Regions from separate parts of the Homo sapiens genome. Here region 2 is linked to region 1. A link is an interaction called in ENCODE POLR2A ChIA-PET data of the cell type or tissue named here. Cell type or tissue: GM12878. All regions are shown on one strand.

What was found. Peaks named below come from ENCODE experiments on the same cell type or tissue, not always from the same donor. Only the 100,000 strongest peaks of a DNase experiment are listed, where the experiment ranks them.
Region 2: POLR2A ChIA-PET joins it to region 1 with 5 read pairs; 2 of 35 experiments call an interaction of 5 or more read pairs at or near these places.

What each region holds. Positions count from the first base shown.
Region 1 is chr3:119,301,710-119,304,209 of GRCh38, reverse strand. The region is part of intron 1 of ARHGAP31 (Rho GTPase activating protein 31); the gene reads right to left. Among named protein-coding and RNA genes, the nearest start is that of ARHGAP31, 8.6 kb to the right of the region's middle. RefSeq lists an enhancer at 1,078-1,297. In GM12878, no CTCF peak of the experiment used is centred here; DNase peaks (open chromatin) are centred at 1,067 and 1,285; H3K4me3 peaks cover 1,422 bases; H3K27ac peaks cover 1,519 bases.
Region 2 is chr3:119,585,712-119,588,211 of GRCh38, reverse strand. It overlaps ADPRH (ADP-ribosylarginine hydrolase), which reads right to left. Exons shown (of 5, transcript NM_001125.4): 4 at 1,567-1,927; 5 at 1-748. The coding sequence ends at 334. Among named protein-coding and RNA genes, the nearest start is that of ADPRH, 7.5 kb to the right of the region's middle. In GM12878, no CTCF peak of the experiment used is centred here; no DNase peak of the experiment used is centred here; H3K27ac peaks cover 449 bases.

The DNA.
Region 1 (2,500 bases):
CTTGAGAGCATCTCTGTAAACCCAACAGTGTCTGGCACGTTAGAATCCCATTACATACTTATTGCATTGAATTGAAAGTCCCATTCCAGATAGGATCTGATTAAAACATGAAAAGAGGCCGGGTGCGGTGGCTTACACCTGTAATCCCAGCACTTTGGGAGGCTGAGGCAGGCGGATCACGAGGTCAGGAGTTTGAGACCAGCCTGGCTAACATAGTGAAACCGTGTCTCTATTAAAAATATGAAAAATTAGCCAGGCATGGTGGTGGGTGCCTGTAATCCCAGTTACTTGGGAGACTAAGGCAGGAGAATCGCTTGAACCCAGGAGGTGGAGGTTGCAGTGAGCCGAGATCGCACCATTGTATTCCAGCCCGGGCGACACTGCGAGACCCCATCTCAACAACAACAACAACAACAACAACAAAAAACATGAAAAGAGCTGGGGAAAGAAATATGCATAATCACACAAATTAGCTCAATTGCCTTCACATAGCCTATAGATTTATGTACGGTTTGCCGGAATCCTAGCTTATATGTCAAGCTGTTTTCTAGTGTCTATGACAGCGAGAGCTGGTATATGTTGCTTTTGAGGGGAGGGGTGACATTCACCCCTCTCCCTCCAGTAGTGGTGGGAAGGGGGCCTACAAGGCATTCTGGGCCAGCATCAGGCCATGGGCGTGGTACCAGGGCCTGGTATGCATCAACCAAGCTTAAACGAGAACAAAGAGTGCCTGAGACTCGATCCCAGAAACTCAGTTGGTTCTGGGGCCTTGCCAAGAATGTGGTTCACACCAAGGAGTGATTGGTGAGGAACTAGGAAAAGGCAGTGTTTCTGGGGAGTTCTGTGCAAAGCCTGGGTCAGTTTCTATTTGGGAGTAGCTATGAACCCCTGTGGGGACCATTAAGCAATTGGATTCCTGATAATCCAGCACATCAGCAATGTGCCTTATCCTGAGCTTCCTAGAAGGGCACAAACACTGGTTTTCTGAAGAAGGAAGTAGGGTCAATGAATCAACTGCTGCATGTCTCACATGGGGCTCACCCTGAGAGAGCCACAGTGAGCTACCAGATCTGCCTTCGGGGGAACTCACCATCGATTTGCATACATAAAGTGTTAGAGAACAAAACAACAGGTAGAATGCATAACAAATTGGGTACACCTGACCCTAAGGCAGTGGGTATTCCAAGAGGTGAAGAAGATGTGGCTGCAGTGGGCAAGGGACCTGGGAGGAAAAGATAGGGTCTGGCTGGGCTTCAAAGCTGGTAGGTTTAGATCCGTGTGTGTGAAATGCACCTTGCAGAGGGTAAAGTGCTATGCAAATGTCCATCGTTATTATGACTCTTCATGGTTTAGGCTGTGGGAAAAACAAAGCAAAGGGAGCAAAATCACTTTTCATAGGTTGTGGCAAAACTGTTAATGCCAAATTATGAAATATGCTATCCTAAGATATGTGGTTCATGCCTGAGACCATGGCCTTAGGAGTCATACAGATCTTGATTTCAATTCTGCCTTTCCCATCTCTATAATCTTGGCATCACTTGGTTAAATCACTCAGTTTTCTCTTTTGTAAAATGGGGATTAAAATGCCCAATTCTTAAAGATACTGAAATATTACTTTGCATGTATAAAGTGACTGGCACAGAGTAAGCAATCAACACAGATAAGTAGCACTTACTACCAATGAAAATAACAACAAGGCCTGATGTGGGACTCAGACTTCATGTCTAAGTCCTTTCTCTTCAAGAGACCTCCTCTTCCTCCTCTTCCCTTCAGCCATTCAGCAGCCTGATGTTTTCATCTTTCTCTATCAAACTCTGCTCTTACAAAAAAAAATCTAGTACCAATACTTATTCTCCTCTGAATTACAGTCAGCCTGTTTGTTCCCAGGGGTTTTAAATGTGAAGCCTTAGTTGAAATTGTATACTGCGGCAAAGTCTAGAGAGACAGAGAGTGCTATCTAGACTCCTGAAGTTCCAGCAGGCTGTGACCCTCACTGAATCAGTACTTGAGGCCAGCCCCTTGGGGGAGAAATAGCAAGATCGGTTCAACTCAAGAGTGTCATTTCTGTTGGTGCATAGGGGGAAACAGCTCAGGAAATTGGGTAGGACATGGACCCATAGTCAAAAAGAAAAATAACTTGAAGCTTGGGGATAAGTATGAAAATGTCACATTGGCTTAAATACACAGCAAGCACTGAATGGGAAGAAAGCTAACTCCCTGTTCCTGGGCCTCAAGGCTGGTCTGAAGGAACCACTAGAAGGAAGTGGAGTCCTGAGATGCAGACGCCAGGGTGGGAAGGCGGCTCAGAGCAAGTGTGGTCTGTTCTGGAGGAAATGAGCAATGGGTAGCCCCAACTAGAAGAGTCTATCACTACTTTGTTCCAGAATCTTTAGCTAGACTTAGCTAATGGCAAGGGAGGTGGCAGGGCAGTGACAGTTCTTATGCCCAGAGTCCTGGAACTTAGAGCCCCATCCCCTTTCTCCACCCACTGCTGCAGAGC
Region 2 (2,500 bases), 280 kb before region 1:
TTGTGGGAACCCAACTTGAGACAAACAGAAAAAACTTTTAGAACAAGTAGATGATGAAAATGAAGACTCAAATATGAGGTCATGAGATTTTTTGCTTGCGAGACGCTGACCCTATCAATTGAGCTAAAGGACTCTTCAGTGTAAGAAAAGGGATAGATTCTGGAAGAACAGGATGAGCCTGAAAAAACTGAGCTTAAGGTGCCCAAGGGACTTGTTATCTCAAAATTCCCTGAGTACAAGGTTAAGACTCTTGACTTTGGAAAAACTGAAAAGAAATAGCAGAAAAGGAAATACACAAAAGAAGAATCCATCAGAAGTGAACATCACGTCTCCCTAAAGGGAAATTACAGTGTCTTCTTTTGACCCGAGAGAATATAAAGCCCTAGCTGTCTCTTCCAGCCGGTTTCTGTATTCTAGTTTCTCATAGTTGGAGGGACTCACTCCTTTAAAACCATACATAACTCCCCACCAGCAGCCAGCAATGGCAGCTGTAGAATCACTGTCTCCACCATGGAAAAAGGCTCGGTGGGCAAGCTCCTTCCAGGAGTCTCCTGCAGCAAGAACAGCATCGTAGGCAATCATGGGGGCATCGTGCCCACTGCTGCCACCCCAGCCAGAGTAGCTCAGGGAGGTGTAGAACTGATCCCTCTCCTTCACACCGAAAGACTCAGGGAAGGTAGGGGCTGATTCTCCATCCAAAATCCCTCTAAGTTTTAGGTAATTTTCCCATTTGGTTTGGAAGTAGGACCTGTAGAAAGGAAAAAATCTAGAGTCAATTGAAAAAAATAAAGTGAAAAGTCATAACAAAAAGCACCAGATGGATGTGTGAACAGAGAAAAATCCAACATAACTTCGGCTTCTTGCAGTAATATCATAAACTATTTAAACATCAAAATTATTTCTATATAAGTACCATTCATTCAATACATTTTTCATAAGGATCTACATAAATAAGGCATTGATCCTGTTGCTAAATAAAGAGATACATATCAAGTTAAAGGGTAAGAAATACAGGTTTGTTTTCCCTGGGAGGGTCGAGAGTAATGACCTTTTAAAGGGGAACTTCAAGACATCACAACTGTGGGTGACTTCAGCAGAAAGCCTCTTTTTATTCTAAGAAAGACAATGTGAAGTGAACTCACGAGAAGGGGAAGATGTGGCCTTACCACTTATTAGTTAGCTAGTGGAAAAACGTATCTCTGGAATTTTAACCAAGGATTTCAAAATATTATTTGTATACCAAGACAACACTGAAAAAGCAAATTCCAGGAAAGTAGGAAATAGGCATGAAAATTCATGGCAGAATAGGATAGCCACAAAAATGACAGGATTCCGTGTAAGAGGGAAACACCACAGCTGCCCTATTCATTGAGGTATCCACTTGGCTACTTTGTAGAATCATTACTGGAAGGGAACTTGAAATCCTTAGCAGATGGGTAGAAAGGGGGCTGGGGGTGAAAACCATGAGGGTTGCTGTGATCTCTGAATACAAGACATATATGTGCAGGTGGATGTACACGCACAGATTCAACCGTGTTTGAGCAGGGCGTGCGCTTACAGACTCACCAGTGTTGAAGATTTTCCTCTACAAAGTAGCCTGATTGGACAATGTACTTTTTAGCTTCTGGTAGCAGCTCCATCAGTCCTTTTCCCCACTGCAAGGGTGGTCTGCTATTCACAGCATAGGCTGTAAAAAGAGCAGACGCAAGGGCCCCCAGGTAGCCTGTTGGGTGGTGGTGGGTCATCCGACCACTCTCGATGCTCACTTGGATCAGTGTGTCCAGTTGGCTATGGTGTGGGAACCTGAGACCGATGCACATGGCCCGCATGGCAGCCCCACAGCCGCCCTCATGGCTGTTGAAGGGAATCCTCCAGCCATTGGGCTTGCCCGGCTTCAGCTGCATGGCGTTGTGCACCGAGGCACCACCTGGGGAAGAGTCGGATAAGGGATGGGGGTTAGCATAACCAAAGCAAAGGCCCCAGCAGGAATAAATAACTAAACTCTGTCTCCAAGTATTTTTGATGGAAAGGGAGAGCCAAAAAATATGATGATGCATGCCCCAAAACTCCAAACCCCACCCAACAATGTGCCTTTCTTTATGTATAACCCTTGGCAAGATAACGCTAATAAAGGCAGCAGACTCATATAGGGATCCTTGGAATCTTTACCAGTCATTACTGAGACATCACAAAAAAATTAAGAAGTAAGTATATTGTTCTCTTTTTTAAGTAAATAAGCCTTTTAAGCTCAGAGCTTAAGAAACTTCCTCAAAATCACATAATCAGCTAGTTAGTGGCTGGGTAAAATCCATCAGACTCCAAAGCCCAATTCCTTATGGAGTCCAATAAGAACCTTACAATTAGGCCGGGAGCAGTGGCTCATGCCTGTAATCCCAGCACTTTGGGAGGTGGAGGCAGGCAGATCACGAGGTCAGGAGATCGGGACCATCCTGGCTAACACGGTGAAACTCCGTCTCTACTAAAAATACAAAAAACTAGC